3 separate regions of the Homo sapiens genome follow, and regions 2 and 3 are each linked to region 1. Evidence: chromatin loops called from intact Hi-C (ENCODE). Cell type or tissue: OCI-LY7. All regions are shown on one strand.

The links. Hi-C counts contacts between places; a loop is a spot of excess contacts. Peaks named below come from ENCODE experiments on the same cell type or tissue, not always from the same donor. Only the 100,000 strongest peaks of a DNase experiment are listed, where the experiment ranks them.
Region 2: it touches region 1 in a loop (3-fold over the local background); 16 of 110 quality-filtered maps call a loop at or near these places.
Region 3: it touches region 1 in a loop (4-fold over the local background); 23 of 110 quality-filtered maps call a loop at or near these places.

The regions. Positions count from the first base shown.
Region 1 is chr12:101,743,162-101,745,661 of GRCh38, forward strand. It overlaps GNPTAB (N-acetylglucosamine-1-phosphate transferase subunits alpha and beta), which reads right to left. Exons shown (of 21, transcript NM_024312.5): 21 at 2,338-2,500. It overlaps LOC124902997 (a long non-coding RNA gene), which reads left to right and starts at 829. Exons shown (of 2, transcript XR_007063424.1): 1 at 829-868; 2 at 1,627-1,806. RefSeq lists enhancers at 597-686, 807-916. In OCI-LY7, CTCF peaks have their summits at 1,202 and 1,404; DNase peaks (open chromatin) are centred at 730, 1,180 and 1,660; H3K4me3 peaks cover 2,238 bases; H3K27ac peaks cover 2,500 bases.
Region 2 is chr12:101,489,335-101,491,834 of GRCh38, forward strand. No RefSeq gene overlaps it. Among named protein-coding and RNA genes, the nearest start is that of SPIC, 15 kb to the left of the region's middle. In OCI-LY7, CTCF peaks have their summits at 1,136 and 1,347; a DNase peak (open chromatin) is centred at 1,137.
Region 3 is chr12:101,668,844-101,671,343 of GRCh38, forward strand. MYBPC1 (myosin binding protein C1) reads left to right here. Exons shown (of 32, transcript NM_002465.4): 24 at 1,478-1,566. Among named protein-coding and RNA genes, the nearest start is that of CHPT1, 28 kb to the right of the region's middle. In OCI-LY7, CTCF peaks have their summits at 1,372 and 1,571; a DNase peak (open chromatin) is centred at 1,378; H3K4me3 peaks cover 12 bases; H3K27ac peaks cover 158 bases.

The DNA.
Region 1 (2,500 bases):
ACATATCACAAAGAAAAACGGAGCATGAATAAATGTGGCAAAGTCTTGATAACTGTTGAGCAGATGAGAATTCATCTATTGGTCTTTTTAAAATTTTTTATGATCTTTTTTAAAGAAAGATCTGTTGAGATTATCATCCAGTTTCTTTTGGTCCTGCTGATGTGGTGAATTGATTTTCAAGTGTTGGGCCAAATTTGCATTCCTGGAGTAGGCCCCACTTGACTGTGAAGTGTTGTTCTTCTGGGAATAACTGAATTTGGCCTGTTAGTATTTTGTTTGGGATTCTTTTGCAGTAGACTGCCCATGGTTTTTGTCTTGTGGTATCTGAGCCAAGTTTTACTGTTGGGGTTGTGTTTCAAGGGATGAGTTGGATGATACTGTATTTTGCTTTTTTCTGCTCTCTGGAAGAATTTGTGTGGGACTGGTGCTGTTTCTTCCTTAGATGTTTTGACGTAAGTAGTGATTACCCTTTAGTTTAAATGCTTAATCTGTTATTATTTGTATACTTCTTGGTATATGTAGAAATAATTTTCAAAATGAACACTTTTGCCAGGCACAGTGGCTCACACCTGTAATCCCAGCACCGTGGAAGGTCGAAGCAGGAGTATTGCTTGAGCCCAGGAGTTCAAGACAGCCTGGATAACAGTAAGACCCTGTCTCTACAAAAATATAAACAAAATTAGTCAGGTGTGGTGGAGCACATCTGTGGTCACAGCTGCTCAGGAAGCTGAGGTGAGAGGACTGCTTGAGCCTGTGAGGTTGACGCTGCAGTCAGCTGAGATCACGCCACTGCTCTCCAGCCTGGGGCAACAGAGTGAGATCGTCTCAAAAGAAACAAACAAACAAAAAACACTTTTGAAGACATAAGGTAGGTTAAAAAAATCCTTTGTAATTAGAAAATGTGTCACTTTTTTAGCTAAGAGCAATATAATCATCTCACCCTAATGACTAGACTAGGAGCCTCACCTCTGGCCTGGACAACAGTCTTTAACACGAATTTTCATCATTACCATCATCACCACTGACATTTAGCAGGCAGGACTATTTGCCAGGCACTGGGCTGCGTGTGTTGCACATGTCATTTCCTCTAATTATCACCATAAGCCTCTGTGGTAGCTACCAGTATTGCCTCCCACATTTTGGCAGAGAAAGCTAAATCACGGCAAGCAGTGTCCAGGATCCAGGACTTGAACTCCCGTAGTCTGACTGCAGAGTGTGCTCTTCACCCACATGTGCCACAGTCCTGGGGAGGCAGCATGGGCTGGTGGGGACAGGAAAGAGGGACAACCCGGGTTCCCACCCTACCTCTTCCTCTAACTGGTTGTAAGACCTTGAGCAAGTCATGTCATCCCCGTGGCCTTGGTGTCCTTGCCGATAAAAAGCAAGGGTTCGTCCAGACAGTTGTTTTGAAACTCTGCCCGAAGGGCCTGGGAGCTGGAGGGAACACCTTGAGAATCAGGCAGGAGAAGCAGCCTTCCTTCTTTTGTATCACAGAATTTTTATCTGTCCAAAATTCATGTTGAAACTTAACTGGCAATTTAAAAGTATTATGAGGTGGGGCTTTCAGAGGGTGATAAGTCATGGGAACAGAGCCCTCATCAATTCAATTAGATGTCTTTATTAAAGGGCTTGACAGAGGCAGTTTGTGCCTTCTTGCCCTTCTGCTCTGTGAGGACACGGCATTCAAGAAGCCATCTTAAAAGCAGAAAGCAGCCCTCACCAGACAACTAAACCTGCTAGCCCCTTGATCTTGGACTCTCGGCCTCCAGAACTGTAAGAAAATGAATTTCTGTTCTTTGTAAATTACCCAGTCTGAGGTATTTTGTTACAGCAGCACAAAAAAACTAAAACACAGAGTGACCTTTTCTATAGGATTTGAACAAATGGTTCTGACCATCTGACTGCTCATCAACTTCTGAGGTTCCTCTGTTCTAATGATTCTACTGAATCACAGAATCATTAGAATGAGTCTATGAATAGCCTATGATTGTATTATCCATCCCATTATCAAGCTCCTAATTAGGTATGGACTATATTCATCTAACCACAGAAATCGTCATTACAGACAAATGTTCATTTCTCTAACTTTTCTAGAATAAATCTCAGCTTTTATAATGATACCCAGATATCCTAAATTTTACCATATGATAAATTCCATTTAGAAACTATTTTCCCCCCATAAAGCAACATTCTTCTGTATAATACTAATCTTTCCTTACTTTCCACTTAATTTTAGTAATGTTCAGCACAGAACCTGATACACAGTAAAGGCACTCAAGTGACTGCTGAATCTGAGTAACAGTAAACTCAATCCTCAAAGATTTAAAAATCAAAGTGTCAGACAAAAATTTAACTTTTTATGAGATTTCAGTTTTTGAAATACACAACTCTTACAGCACAAACACAGTATTTACATTTCAAGTTCTTTGTACAAAAGATGTATGCCATTTTGGAAGAATATTGTTGAGATCATGATCTAAAATACCTGTCAGAGTTACTC
Region 2 (2,500 bases), 250 kb before region 1:
CAAGTTAGGGAATCAATCTCTGTCTATCAACAGATGAATGGATTAAAAAAATGTATTGCATATACATGATGGAATACTATTCAGCCTTTAAAAAGAAGGACATTCTGGCCAGGTGCAATGGCTCACACCTGTAATTCCAACACTTTAGGAGATCAAGGCAGGCAGATCACTTGAAGTCAGGAGTTTGAAACCAGCCTGGCCAACATGGTGAAACCCCATCTCTACTAAAAATACAACAATTAGCTGGGTGTGATGATGCATGCCTGTAATCTCAGCTACTTGGGAGGCTGAGGCAGGAGAATGGCTTGAACCTTGGAGGCAGAGGTTTCAGTGAGCTGAGATGGCACTACTGCACTCCAGCCTGGGCGACAGAGTGAGACTCCATCTCAAAAAAAAAAAGGAAGGAAATCCTGAAATTTGTGACAACATTGATGAAATTGGAGAACATTATGCTAAGTGAAATAAGTCAGGGCTAGAAAGACAAATACCACATGTTCTCATTTATATGTGGAGTTAAAACAATGAACTTATAGAAGTGGAGAGTAGAATTGTGGTGACAGAAGCTGGAGGAGGGGGAGATGGGGAGGTGATGAGCAAAGGGTATACAATTTCAAACAGGGAGAATATGTTTTCTCTTTTTGTGCATTCTATTGCACAGCATGGTGAATATAGTTAATAGTAGAGTGCTGTACATTTCAAATTGCTAAGTAAACTTCAAATGTTCTTACCTCAAAGAAAGTTAAGTATTTGAGGTGATGGGTATGTTAACTAGCTTGACTGAATTATTTCATATGGCGTTCACAAATCATAACATCATTTTGTACCCCATAAATTTTTTCCCCACACAACTCTCTCTTTACAGAACCCATAAATCTATACAATTATAAATAGTCAATTTACAATAAAAAAGAAAAAAACTTTAGTGGGTATCTTGAGTCTGTATTTTCTCTGCACTTCCACTCATGATCTGTAACCATGTGGCATTCAACAGATGACAGCCTAAGGAAAATGCCACTTTCCTTAATGATAATAAAAATCTAAAGCTTACACCTCCTACAAATCCCCTTCGTGGTTGACGTTTTTCTTAGGTAGATCCAGGTGCTAATATTTCTTGCTATCCTGCCACGAAGCCATAGGGAGGTGCTGTTGCCCTGGTATCTATCTGGCACATGGTCTCTTCCCTTGAACTAGCCCAGTGGAGACAGGCTAGAACAGTTAGAGAAGGAAAATAAAAAGACTTTATAAAGGCTAGATACCAGCAAATAGTAAACTGAGGAAGGGACCAGGATATAAGCAGTCTAGCTTGAAAGCTATGGCTTATTCTCCACATTTCACAAAGAACCCTGGAAATAAATGCTTTCTTTCTTCATGCTTGGCAGGTGACTGCATATGTCATTTGTATTACCACAAGGCAGGAAAACTTTCCAGACTACATGGGCCATCTTCAGTCCAGGCCAAGAGCTCCCTGGGCCTGATCTCTGGGAGCTGTAGAATGTCCAGTGTCCTCTTTTCCTTCATGTCCCTCTCTTGTGTGCCCTACCTTCCCCAGGGACTCTGAGGAAAAGACATGATCAATCCAGAGTGACTGAGGGAAGGTGGACTTGATATTGGCCGTCTCCAAGTGTAGTCTATTTCAATCCATGCTCATCTCAAAGCAGGACTGAGATTTACACCCATGCCCCCACAAAGAAAATGCCTTATAAAGCATTAGTAAGAAACATAAATTTTGGCTGGGTGTGATGGCTCACACCCATAATCATAGCACTTTGGGAGGCCAAGGCAGGAGGATCACTTGAGACCAAGAGTTTGAGACCAGCCCAGACAACATAGTGAGACCCCATCTCTATTTAAAATAGCAACAACAGTGAAGTTAAAAAGAAACATAAGTTTTACCAAAGATTGAAAGGGGAAATGACCCCTGGACAATGGGAACTTGAAAAAAAATAATAAAAAAAAGAAAGGAGAAAGGGTAAAAAGGGTGTATCACACAAATCATTCAGCCAACAACTTAATACAATTCCATCAACATTTAGTTCTCCCCATAGTTCCTCCTATAACCAATGCCAGCTTGAGGGGTTCATCTTGACAATTCTTCCCCAAAGCTCCCAGTCAGTTCTAACTCTCTTCCCTAGATTATACAGAGTTGCTTTCTCTCAGGCAGAAGCCTGGGCTCTGCCTTCAGTGCAAAAAGCGCTGACCAAAGCCCATTTCTGTAAGCAGGTTCCTCCTTATAAAGACATGCTCATACCAGTGCTCAGAGATTAAAACCCTCTTCCTCTATTATGAAAAATGATGTCCTATTACAAACAGGGTCATTCTTCCCTGCCATGGCATGTGCACCCACCTGCTAAGGACAAGGAAGGAAGACTTCCTAGTTTTATTCATGGCCCCTCAATCTCTAGTGTATGGCACTCCATCCTCCATTTTGTCACTTTCATCTGGTTGAATGGCTCAGTTAAACTCTTCTCCACTGAGCTGGAGGTCTGAGAAGCAAACTTGA
Region 3 (2,500 bases), 74 kb before region 1:
TGGGAGGCTGAGGCGGGCAGATCACTTAAGCCCAGGAGTTTGAGACCAGCCTGGGGAACATGGCAAAACCACGTCTTTACTAAAAATACAAAAATTTGCTGGGTGTGGTGGCACACGCCTGTGGTCCCAGCTACTCAGGAGGCTGAGGTGGGAGAATCACTTGAACCCAGGAGGCGGAGGCTGCAGTGAGCCAAGATCACGCCACTGCACTTCAGCCTGGGTGACAGAGCAAGACCTTGTCTCAAATAAAACAAAACAAGAATAAGAATAATAACTTTCATCAAATCTTGGCTCTTGAGTATGTTTTTTTTCTAGACTTGTGTGACAATGAAATGCAAAGTATGTCTGAAGTACTTAGGCTGCACACTGCAGTACAATGGTTGTCCCCAGGAAAAGCACCGTACAACTGAGTTGGAGGATGAATAGGTGACTTTTTTGCACAGAAGCTCCACTTTTACTTGGGGAAATAAGTAAGAAGAACTGCTTCATCCCTGTGAGCCTATGAGCCTTTGACTCCCTGCTCCTGATGGATTTGCAGTGACATGCTCTAGTATCTTCATGATGTTTAATTAATGAATATTAATACACAGTGGGCCAGGGTTGCCTATTATGTACTTCACCACAGTCACACAGGGAGAAAGTTACTGTCGAACTCCAACAGAGTCACCTAAATAGCAAGTGCTGGGTGCTAACATTTTGTTTTTTTCTGGTAAGGAAGAATGGACAGTCCTCCCAGCTAATGTGGTGCCTATAGATCTTTCGTGGAATGTTCCCTTGCAAATATACTCACTGTTAGAAACTATGAATAACTGGCCAGACGCGGTGGCTCATGCCGGTAATCCCAGCACTTTGGGAGACTAAGGCAGGTGGATCACCTGAGGTCACAAGTTTGAGACTAGCCTGGCCAACATGGCAAAATCCCATCTCTACTAAAAATACAAAAATTAGCCAGGCGTGGTGGCATGTGCCTGTAGTCTCAGCTACTTGGGAGGCTGAGACATGAGAATCGCTTGAACCCAGGAGGCGGAGGTTGCAGTGAGCAATGCCACTGCACTCCAGCCTGGGCGACAGAGAGAGACTCTCTGAAAAAAAAAAAGAAAAAAAAAAAGAAACTATGAAAAGTATGCATAGTATGTATAAGGCCCTAAGAGAAAATGTATTTTTCTATAAAGTTGCTTTAGGCTTATTACAACAATAAAAATACAAAGTTGCAATAAAGCCAAGGATGTCAGGGATAAATTTTGCTGAGTCAAACTGTTAAAACATCTCTGTGTGGAAACCACACACACACACACACACACACACACACACATTTTGAACCAGTTACTATATATCGTCTGTTAGTGGCACATCTCAGAGTTTATTGCAGAGATATGCCACAAGGGTACGCTGGTGAGCATCATGCCATTTTGCTTTTGTAAGGCTATTTTCAGACACCAGACTGATTGCAAAATTGTGCTATTTTACCCTCTCTCAGAACCTCCAAAGATTCGCATTCCAAGACACCTGAAGCAAACCTATATCCGCAGAGTTGGAGAAGCTGTCAATCTGGTTATACCTTTCCAGGTAAGAGTTCAAGGGTCGCTCTTTTTCTCTTTAGAGGGCTGGATTAGTTTAGGAAGTGGGAAGAGGTACTCTAGCATTTAAGTTCATCATGATTCAGGATTTCCTCAGAGGGAGAGGAGGTAAATAAAGAATGAAAGAGTATTGGAGAATGATTAAGCAATCTCCTGCTGTCAAAATAGAGAAATCTATAGAAACCATCACAGATTTTCTTTCTGCATGAGACAAATGAGATATAGTCTTGCCTGAAGCTCAGCGACTATGGTGGGCAGGGAAGAAACATCAAGGAGATACCAAATGAAGAAATGCTTGAAGACTCTTTTGGTCCTATACGTTTGTAAAACCCATCATTTTAAGTGAAGCTCTCAGTGTAACATTCAGGAAAACAGTGTGTGCTTAGTTCCCACAATGACCCCAAACCAAAATAATTTCAATAAGGGGGACAACTGAAATTTGAAATAACGATGACACTAACTGAAATATATGAACAATATTAAATCATTGTTCCAGCAAAAGAATCTGTTCTTCACAAAATTCACTAGTCTTTACTTACAATAGTCAATTTTGGTCTTATACAAATACACACACACACCCTGCACCTCCCAACCCTTACTCTCCAACTCCCTATTCATATGACACCTCCAGACAGTGCTGTTCAATAGAACTTTCTTCAATGTTAGAAATGTTCTATATCAATGCTGTCCAATATGGTAGCCACTAGCCACATGTGGCTGTTGAGCACTTGAAACGTGTAACTAGGAACTAGTGTGACTGGAGAAATAAATTTTTAATTTTCTTCAATTTTAATTAATTTTAATTTAAATAGCCACGTGTACCTTGTGGCTATCGTATCAGCCAGCCTGGCCTTAGAATGTAGGTCTCTACACACATTTGACACTCATATACACACACACACACACACACACACACACTCACA